2 separate regions of the Mus musculus genome follow, and region 1 is linked to region 2. The links are chromatin loops, found by intact Hi-C in ENCODE. Cell type or tissue: heart. All regions are shown on one strand.

What was found. Peaks named below come from ENCODE experiments on the same cell type or tissue, not always from the same donor. Only the 100,000 strongest peaks of a DNase experiment are listed, where the experiment ranks them.
Region 1: a loop joins it to region 2, with 4 times the contacts of the local background. A loop is called at or near these places in 4 of 42 quality-filtered maps.

The regions. Positions count from the first base shown.
Region 1 is chr11:120,109,197-120,114,196 of GRCm38, reverse strand. Slc38a10 (solute carrier family 38, member 10) reads left to right here. Exons shown (of 17, transcript NM_024249.5): 12 at 3,192-3,359; 13 at 3,661-4,131; 14 at 4,661-4,765. Among named protein-coding and RNA genes, the nearest start is that of Ndufaf8, 13 kb to the right of the region's middle. In heart, a CTCF peak has its summit at 2,985 (motif pointing left); DNase peaks (open chromatin) are centred at 1,851 and 2,966; H3K4me3 peaks cover 316 bases; H3K27ac peaks cover 1,378 bases.
Region 2 is chr11:120,421,772-120,426,771 of GRCm38, reverse strand. The region is part of intron 3 of Nploc4 (NPL4 homolog, ubiquitin recognition factor); the gene reads left to right. Among named protein-coding and RNA genes, the nearest start is that of Nploc4, 13 kb to the left of the region's middle. In heart, a CTCF peak has its summit at 2,959 (motif pointing right); no DNase peak of the experiment used is centred here; H3K27ac peaks cover 890 bases.

The DNA of each region.
Region 1 (5,000 bases), 310 kb after region 2:
CCTTTTCTCCTCTTGCCCACCCACCTTGTGCACCCTGGGACAGGACAGCTCAAGCCATTCCCCAGGCCTCCTGCTTCTGCAGCATGTGGGACAGCACCGGTTAGTTAGTGGGAAGTAGAAGTTAGGGGGCTATGCCACGTGGCCATGGGGTGCCGTGGGTGCCAGGTACAGGTGACCTTGGGTCCCTGTCAGGCACATGACTGTATCCCAGAGTCTTCGAATAGACCTTTCCTCTGTCTTCTTGTCATCGCTCTTCTCTGGGACCTTCCATGGTTTCTGCTGCCACCTGCCTTGGCCACTTGTGGAGGTTGCAGAGGTCCCAGAGCCTTAGATAGTGTCAAGATTCATCCAGGATAGACCCTGCTGCTATATGTTCCTCCCTCCTTGGCTGACCTCCTGTCACCTCTCTTCTGTGCCTCATGAGGTTTTAAAAGCACTTTACATCATGTGCTCCTTTGTCCTACTATTTTCACGTTCAGTTTTTCTGCCAAACTATCTAGGAGATGCAGTGGGCTCGTTTCACAGCCTTCCCTGGGGTGGTGGTCTTCATGGGACCTGCTGGATCAGAAGGGTTCCCCTTGGGTAGCTGCTGACCTATGTCAGACCTGTGTGTGCTGTGGCTGAGGTGCTGCTCAAGGGGCGAGGTGCTAGCTTTCCCTTGCACCTGCTTCATGTGTAGGAAGAACCAAGAGTGAAGGGCTCAGAAGGCTTCCTTGCTGATGCTAACACTACAATGTCAGCCCTGGTCATTAGCTTAGCCCCCCAGCTCGCAGGAGCTTATTGTCTGAGCCATAATTGGACAGATGAGCTATGGAGCCATCCAGCTAAGCCCAAAAGATTGGGTTGTAAGTCAGACCTCAGCAGGTAACACTTTCCTCACTGAAGCCTGGAGAACAAAGCAGAAACTGGTTATTAGGATAGCTCCCTAGAACAGGGGCTGGCTTCCTCAGGAGCCTGGGTTGCTGAGCTCTTGAGAGGTGCAATGGTTCTTGCACCAGCAGGACCTCATCCAGAGGGAGAAGGCTTTTAGCATCTCTAGGTTGGATGCTAGCATGCAGGGGTGAGCATGAACGCAGGAGGCCAGTGACCAGCAGACCTCCACTGGGATGTGGGACCTGCTGTCCAGCTCCTCAGAGGCAGAAGCAGCCTCAAGTCTGGTAGACGGGTGGAGTGGTAGAGCTTGTCTCCGAGAGGGCCAGGGGAGGAGGGAGGAGAGAAGAAAGGAGAACACTTACAGCCTGTAGCAAGCCCTGTTCCACAAGCAAGACCTCCTGAGGCGGGCCTTTGGGCCCTCTCCACACTGGATAAAGAAGGAAAGGATATTCGCAGTGGAATTGCTGTCTGGGAGGCAGGACTCCTGTCTGTCCCTTAGGGAAGCACTGTAGCAGGTGAGCGTGTGGCTTGTCACCTCATTGGTCCATCTGTGCATGGGAGGACAAAACATGGGTCTTTGCTGGCTCCAGTTACTGTCAGCAAGCCTGATGACTACAGGGGATGGCCAGCAGAGTGTGTGAGGAGTCCTACTCATTGAGCATTGCCATCCCTCCTTGGGGCCATACCAGGCCAAGCCTTCACTTCTTGGTTGTCAGTTGGCCAGTAAGGCAGGTGAACCTCACCACCACACTGTTTTCTGTTTCCACCCTGTGATTGCCTTGAAATTGGAAACAAATGGGAGGGGCTGTGCAGGGTGAGAGCTGCCAGCTCTGGAAGTTTATGTTTGGTTGTGGCTGAGGGCATTGTCAACATGCATTCCTGATGAAAGGTCTGTTTCTGTCTTGGAGAGCCCATGTCCAGTGCTGGCCAGCAGCCATGAATTCCTGGAGCTCACTGCTGGTAGTAGGGCCTAGAAAACCTTCACAGGCTCACAGCTTCTGCCTGACAGGCTACTTCCTATCTTAGAACACAGACAGGCTTGGCAATCCTGAGAGGCCTCTCAGAAGAGCATCAGGGCAACCCCATACCTGCGTGGTCACTGAGCCAAATGCTTAGCTGCCATGCGGAGCCTGCCCCAGGGCTCCAGACAGTGAACAGCAGGCCGCCGCCTCACCTGAACATGAGTGGGACACCACTCAGAGTAGACTGGCCTTTGCTGTTGTTTTAAAAGGTTTTTCTTCTTAGCTGGGTGATGGTGGTGCACGCCTTTAATCCCAGCAGAGGCAGAGGCAGGTGGATCTTTGAGCTCCTGGACAGCCATTAAAAACAAAACAAAACAAAAACCCCAAACAAACAAACAAACCTTAACTTTTTTTCTCGTATGTGTGTGTTTGTATACCATGTGTATGCCTGCTGCCTGAAAAGCTTAGAAGATGCATCAGACCAACGAGAAGTGGAGTTAGGGATGGTCTGAACCCCGGTGTGGGTACTAGGGACCACACCAGGCCCTTTGCACAAGCAGTCAGTGCTCAGAACCACATGGCCGTCTTCACATTCTGTTTTCTAAGGTGGTTTTTCATCTGCATAGCTCTTCAGATCCTCTTATGATTGCCCAGCACTTGAACATGGTTTTTTTGTTTTTTTGAGATAGGATTTCACGTAGCCCAGGCTAGCCTGAAACTAGCCCGGGGATGACCTAGAATCTATAAGGTTCCCACATCCCCCTCCAAAGCATATGATGATGCCATACCTAGTTTATGTTATGCTGGTACTGAGCCCTGGCCAGGGCCTGTGTGTGCTACCAGCCCAGCTAGGTCCCAAGCTCTCAAAAGCAGTCTTTTCAGTGAAGCTAGTTTTCTCCAATTCTGGAGCCACAATACTCTGCTGTGGTTTCTGATGGAACATGGACCCCTATGCATTTGTGGGCATGTGGACAACTTTGCCAGCCTCTCCTTTCGTCTCACCTTGTGTGAGTTTCCCCCACCAACAGCAAGAGGTTGACAGGCCCACCCAACCATATCCTTAAAAGTCCTTCAGTTTAGGTCTCAGGGCAAGCAGTTGGTCCCTGCTGGAAGACCCTAGGGACATTGCCTGGCTGTGTGCTCACGCTGCCACCTGGTGGTTGTGGACAAGTATTACACAGCATGTCATCTGACTACAGGTATAAATTGAATTTTGATGTTTTTTTTATCATGAATGAAAAGGAAGGATTCTGTGCCATTTAGCTGATAATCATGATTAAACAGGAAGAAACCTCCATTCTGCCATTTGGCCCAGCCTGTACTGGTTTCTGGTGGCTCACTATGCTTTGCTTGCAGTCCAGGATCCCGTTGTAGTTGTTGCTGAGGATAGCCAAGAGAAGCTAAAGCCAGCAGAGGACAAAGAGGTACTGGAGCAGGCCCAGATCAAGGGTCCTGTAGATGTGCCTGGCGGGGAAGCTCCCAAGGAGAAGCAGGAAGCCGCACAGCTGGATCGCCCCGGCCAAGGTGAGTGCTAAATAAACGGCCCCAACCAGCTGCCTTGACAGAGAAAGGCTTAAGCAACCCTGTGAAGGGCTCGCATGTCTAACTTAGCCTAGACCTGTGCTCCACCTTCCCCTTGGTCAAGACAGCTGCCCTCTACTGTTCCTCTTGTGACATTACCATTCTAGTGTCCTGGCAGTCCTCAGATAGCTGTAGAGGACCTGAGGTCATGGTCATGGTCATGTCACACTTGAGAGCCAGAGGACCGTTCTAATTCCTAGGAACTTCAGCCTCATCTCCTCCACCTGTCCTTATGCCCTTCCAGGTATTGCTGTCCCTATGGGTGAGGCCCATCGCCATGAGCCTCCCATCCCTCATGATAAAGTGGTGGTGGATGAAGGCCAGGACCAAGAAGGGCCAGAGGAGAAAAAGCCACCTCCCAGGCTCCCAGATGAAGGAGACCCTGCAGGCAGGGGTCAAGGGGCACCACCTCTGCCTGAGTCAGAGAAGGAGAAGCAGGAACCTGAGAGAGGAGGGGAAGGAAAGAGACCCGGGCAAGTCCTGGCAGTAGGAGAAACTGAACATCCTCAGAAGGTTCCAGAAGCAAATGGCCAGCCACCTGTGCAGCCCAGGAAGGAAGATTCCAGGCCAGGAAATAGGGATCCGCAGCCAGCTGCCCAGGCCAGGGACTCTGTGGAGCTGAAGGCTCTGGCAGCAGATGACGGCAGGGAGCCTGCACAGAAGGCTGGAGGCGCCCTGTGGAAGCCCGTGGAGAGTGCTGCTGAGAGCGATGCTGGTGAGTGTCAGTCGCCAAGGGGAGCTCCCTTGGTGGGTGCAGCAGAAATGGGCTAGTCCTTCTCAGTCCCCAGCCCTCCCATTCCACATGATTAGCATGTGAATGTCACGGCCCCTTCAGCAGCTTGTGGAGTGAAGAAGAGCCTGGGAGCTTGACAGCTTCCATAATATCTGTCACACAGTTGTTGCCAGACCACTAAATGTCAGGTGCCAGGCTGTTCTGGGGGTGCACACGGGGGACAGTGCAGGAACGCTTGACAGGTAACACACTGTTAAGTACCCGTCTAAGAGCTGGTTAGGACGGCGCTCGCATTTTAATTGGCTCAGGTAGTCACCATTGGCTCACAGCCATCAGCTGAGATTGTTAAATATTTCTTTATTACTTCCCTGGTAATCATTAGGTTGGATATAAACTGTGCTGGAGGGGGGGGGGGCTAGCTATAGAGTCATTTTAGGAAACATCTGCCAGCCCCTCACCCCACGCCCAACTCTGACTTTCCAACAAAGCAGCTGAGTCTCCCTGTGTGCAGGTGGGAAGGCGGGCCTCCCTGTGCAAAGGCCGGAGGCTGCAGAGCAGAGGGAGAAGAAGGAGGCTGAGCAACAGGGTGGAGACCAGGCGGGGAGCAAGCTGGAAGGTGAGGCTGGCCCTTTGGGAGGAGCCCCAGAATGAGCTGGAGTGGGGTGGGTGCTCCTGGGTCCCTCCTGCCTCCACAGTTTCTGCTGCTTGGTTTTTATGCTAAGGAAACACCTCCAGTGACCCCTCCCTATTTCTCACCTCTCTAGGGTTGTTTTTAATCTCCCCTTTTGTGCCCCTAAAAGAGGTGTCAAATGGTCACATGGCTTTTAACTACTATTTTGATTTCATCTTTA
Region 2 (5,000 bases):
GAGAAATGGAGTATAACTGGGTGTACTCAGAACTTACTGTTGGAGGCAGGATGATTGCAAATTTGAGGCCATCCTGGGCTATAGAGCAAGGCCTTGTCTTAAAAGAAGAAAAAGAAAGCAGGCACCAAGAGAGCAGTTTTCAGGTGAACCACGTGGGCCGCTCTTTTGCTGCTGCAGGTGAGCCATGTGGCCCGCTCTGTTGCAATAACAGTAAGAGAACAGAAGGTATTTGAAACACCTCTCTCAGGGCTATCCTAGGCATTTCTGTTGTTACTGTGAAGGCAGGGTCTTACCATGTGTTATCCTTCTTGCCCTGGAATTCTGTATCATCCAGGCTGGCCTGAAATTTGCACCCTGCCTCCTTCCTGCTGGGATTAGAAACCTGTGCTACTCTGACTGGGTCTAGATTGTATGTTGTAATGTTTTACCTAGACATTAGTTGTTTATTTCCTTACTGTCTTAGAGGGTCAAGATCCAAGGCCAAAAGGTATAAAGTATTTCTCATTGGCCTGTGAAAAGCTGCTTTCTTACTGTGCTCGTATGGCTGCTGTGTCTAGAGAATACACCATAATACCGTTGAAATTGAAAGTAACTACAACTTTATTTTACTTGTGTTTTTAAGAATGGTATTTCTTTTTTTGTTGAAATTCTGTGTGAATCTTACTCTTCTGTCTTGTAGTTTCATTATTGTTGCTCAGTAATGAAATGTGTTTCTGTTACTCTTTTTTAGGGTGCGTGTGTGCTCATGCATTCATGCTGTGCTTCTCCTGTCTCTCCTGGGTGCTTTAAGAAGTTTGTGGCTGAGTAGCAGAGTGCTTGTCTAGCATTGCTGATTCTCTGGTTTATTCTCCACACCCCTTTATTCCAAGAACACATTGGCCTAGGGCTCTGAAGTTTTTTTCTGTTGAATTTACCTGGGTGTTTTGCATGGTTAGTTAATTTGTGCTTGATGTCTGCTCGATTGGTAGATTTTATTTCAACAAATATATTTTCACTTCCTTGTGTTTTCCTGTATAGCCTTTGCTGGCCTTGAACATAACACTAGTCCTCCTGCCTTAGCCTTTCGAGATGTGAGGCACTAGGCCCGGCTCATATTTTCACTTTAAAATATTTTTATTTGAGCCAGGTCATGGTGACATTCCTTTATTTCCAGCCCTTGTGAGACAGGGGTAAGTGGATCTCTGAGTTCAAGGTCAGCCTTGTCTACAAGGCATGTTCCAGGACAGCCAGGGATACAGAGAGAAGCTGTTTTGAACCTACACAATATATATTTTTATGTATTTAGCTTTGTGGTAGAACATGTGCCTAGTTAGTATGTGTAAGAACCTGGGTTCCATCCCTAGCAACATCACCACTAAAAAAAAAACATACACATATATGATTCCTTTTCAAATTTGACTAGAAATTAGAAAAAAACCCTTAACATAGACCTAAAAGGAGACAGGTGAAATATTTTAGTTTGGATTTTCAGAACACCCACGTATAAGCCAGGAACAGGTGCAAATAATAACAACAACAACAGTAGTAGTAATAACAAATACTTCAAAAAAAAAAAATTAGAGCCGGGCGTAGTGGTGCATGCCTTTAATCCCAGCACTTGGGAGGCAGAGGCAGGTGGATTTCTGAGTTCGAGGCCAGCCTGGTCTACAAAGTGAGTTCCAGGACAGCTAGGGTTACACAGAGAAACCCTGTCTCGAAAAAAAAAAAAAAAAAAAAAAAGTGAGACCCTATCTTAAATAAAATAAATAAATAAATAAAGGCTTGTATGGTGGATGGCTCAGCAAGTAAAAGTGATGCCATCAAGCCTGACAAGCTGAGCTCACTCTGGGGCATACATGAGGAGAGAACTGACCCCCACAGACTGTCCTCTGACTGCCACCCCTGTAAAACAAGTCAATATGAACATACTACAAATAATAAATAAATAAATGTGCTACAGAAAGTTTGTAATAATCACTGGGCTTGGGGATTCAGCTCAGTGGTGGGTGCACATGTGCCTAGCATGTGTGAGACTCTGAAAAAAGTACAGATTTATGTGGGTTGTGGTGTTCTGGTATGAGTATCCTGTGTTGTGGAGTATTCTTCCACTAGTGGGACAAAATAAATACCTGAGGAAACAGAGGGAGGAAAGATTATTTTGGTTTAGTTTCAGTCCACAGTGACTTGGCTCCATCGCCTCTGGAGTGGTAAAGCGGACATTGCAGGAGCATGCAGTGGGGCAGAACAGTTCACCCCAGCAGACAAGAGGCAGGTAGAGACTAAGATGGACAGGGGACAAAACACGAGACTGAGTATGGTTTCCTACCATTACCCTGTATCCCCAGGTCTCTCCTCCTCATTTTTTTTTTTTTTTTTTTTTTTAAAGATTTATTTATTTATTATATGTAAGTACACTGTAGCTGTCTTCAAACACTCCAGAAGAGGGAGTCAGATCTTGTTACGGATGGTTGTGAGCCACCATGTGGCTGCTGGGATTTGAACTCTGGACCTTCGGAAGAGCAGTCGGGTGCTCTTACCCACTGAGCCATCTCACCAGCCCCTCTCCTCCTCATTTTTAAACTTTTTATTTTGAGACGGTCTTCTTTCTGTGTTGCCCAGGCTAGCTTTGGACTTGCCTTTTGTCTCCTGAGTAGCTGTTTTACAGGCCTGAACCACTAGGCCTAACCAAAGCGTGATTTGATTCCCTTTCCTAGGGGCTGTTGATGTCTAGCACTGCAAAATGCCAGGCGGCTCCTAGCTTTTTCCTGAAAGGTTTCTGATCCATTCTCTGGAGTTTGTGTTTATGAGTTGTAATTCCAGCATTTGAGTCATAGACTTGCCTCTCTCTCTCAGCCCTTACTCTGTCAATTCTTCCTCGTGGAAATTTATTTCCCTTGTAATTTTGGTTTTTATTGGGGTAAGTGTGGCTTCGAAGAGGATCTATTTGATGCAAGCTTTAGTGGCATTTGCTTATGTGAGCACCAGGGGGTGCTGTGGAGCTGCATTCTCTTCTGGTTTGGGTCTCCAGATCCCAGAAGCAGCCCAGGTTTCACTCCATATGCGTGTGCCTGGTCTTGGAGGTGACTTTGCCCTGCAGAGCATCTGGTGGAAGTAGACTCAGTTTCTTCTTGGTTCCCATTCTGAGTTCCTGGATTCTCTTGGTTGTTCTGACATCCTTGAGTCATGTGGGGTTTTTTTGTTCTTTAAGGACGTTCTCACATTATCCAAGCTGGCCTTGCACTTGACGTCTAGCTAAGGCTGACCTTGAATTTGTAACTGCTTGCTTTTTTCCTTCCCAAGTGCTGGGATAACAGGTGTGCACCATCAAGTCTGGCTAGTCCTTTGGTTTATGTAGGAGATTCAGGCTCAGCAGTCAAATGTGAGCAGGGAGTTCAAAGACACATCTGTTGCCCAGTAAACACTGTCGTCTATGAGCCTCAAGTTCCTGATCCTGGCCTTGGCCGAGGGACAGTCGTGTCCTCTGCTATTATTAGTGACATCACTGCGAGCTTTGGAAGGCCTGGGTGTTTTTTACCTTTGGAGCTCAGCAGTGTTTTTACAGTGTATTTGCTAAAATCGATCCAGTGTCTGAGCCAAGTATTTTATAGTTAGAGGATGTTTAGACATATTTAATCCAGTGCTAGAAGCAGAAGTTCTGGTTACAGTCTGACAGCTTTATTGCCTCTGAATTATGGGGGATAAGGAGGTGAGGGCAGCTCTTGAGAGCTGCAGCCCCCGCTCCTGGGATTCTGCATGTCTGTCAGTACTTGTACTTGCAGACATTGTTCTTCTTCGGTTTGCTGTTCAGCACTGGACCAGTTGTTCTCTCAGTTTCTTTCTTGTGTGTCCTGTTGACAGCAGCTGAAAGTTTGCGAAATGATCTGTCACCTCCCGTCTTCAAAGGCTGGAGCTGATTTAGTGCCACGAGACACCTCTGGTCAGGCATGACCCACGATGGTTCTGTGAATAGCTTCAGAGAGAAAACGGTTCTTTAGCCACAAGTCATGTCAAGTTGGAGCAGAGCAAGTAGAATTGTGGCAGCTCTTTTGGAAAGCAGGCCTTCAGCAGTCTTGGAGCAGGAAGCTGTGTCTGGGAGTCTGCCCTGTCAGAGGGAAAGAAAGTGTTGGCATGTGCTTGAGGTGTGTGCTTCACAGTGGCAGAAACCAGCAGACTTGCCCAACCCTGTAGTGTGGTGACCCTCTGTCCCTGGGGGGGGGGGGGGTAGCACACATCTGTAATCCTAACACCCAGTAAGTAGAAGTAGAAGAATTTTGAGTTTGAGGCCAGCCCAGGCTGCATAGTGAGATGTGGAGTTTTTTTGTTTTTTTAAATAAGTCAGTGTTTTAGTTAGGATTTTATTGCTGTGATAAAACGCCACTACCAAAAGCAGCTTGGGGAGGAGGAAAGGGCTGATTTGCCTTACACATCCTGGGTCGCAGTCTTCGAGGGAGAGCAGCACAGGAAGTGAAGTGGAAGCCATGGAGGAATGCTCATGCTTCTTGGCTTGCTTAGCCTGCTTTCTCAAACACCCTAGGACCACCTGACCAGTGGGCTGGGCCCGTTCATATCAGTGCTAATTAAGAGACTGCCCACAGCTGGCCTACAGGCCAGTGTACCAGGCAGGCTTTCAGTTGTGCTTCCCTCTTGTAGACTTTAGTTTGCCAAGTTGGCAAGACAAAACAACCAAAACAAACCAAAAACCACCAACAGGACAGTCAGGGTTGTGCCTGGGAACTTGCTGATTGTGGCAGTTCTTTGAGACCCGTAGATGAGCAGACTGAGATGTGAAATATGGTGTAAATCAGTGGTTGCATCGTCCGCGTCTGGATGCTTGCAACTCATGTCACCTTATCCAGTCTCGGACTTGTGTATGAGACACATGGATGGAGGGAGAGCTGGCCATGGCCTGAGAGTGTGGGTTCGATAGATTGCTGTGGATGGCGAGCTCAGCAAGGCCAGAGGGCAGAGACAGAAGGAATGGGAGGGCTGTCCTCGGCCCAGCTGAGCACAGGCTGTGTTAA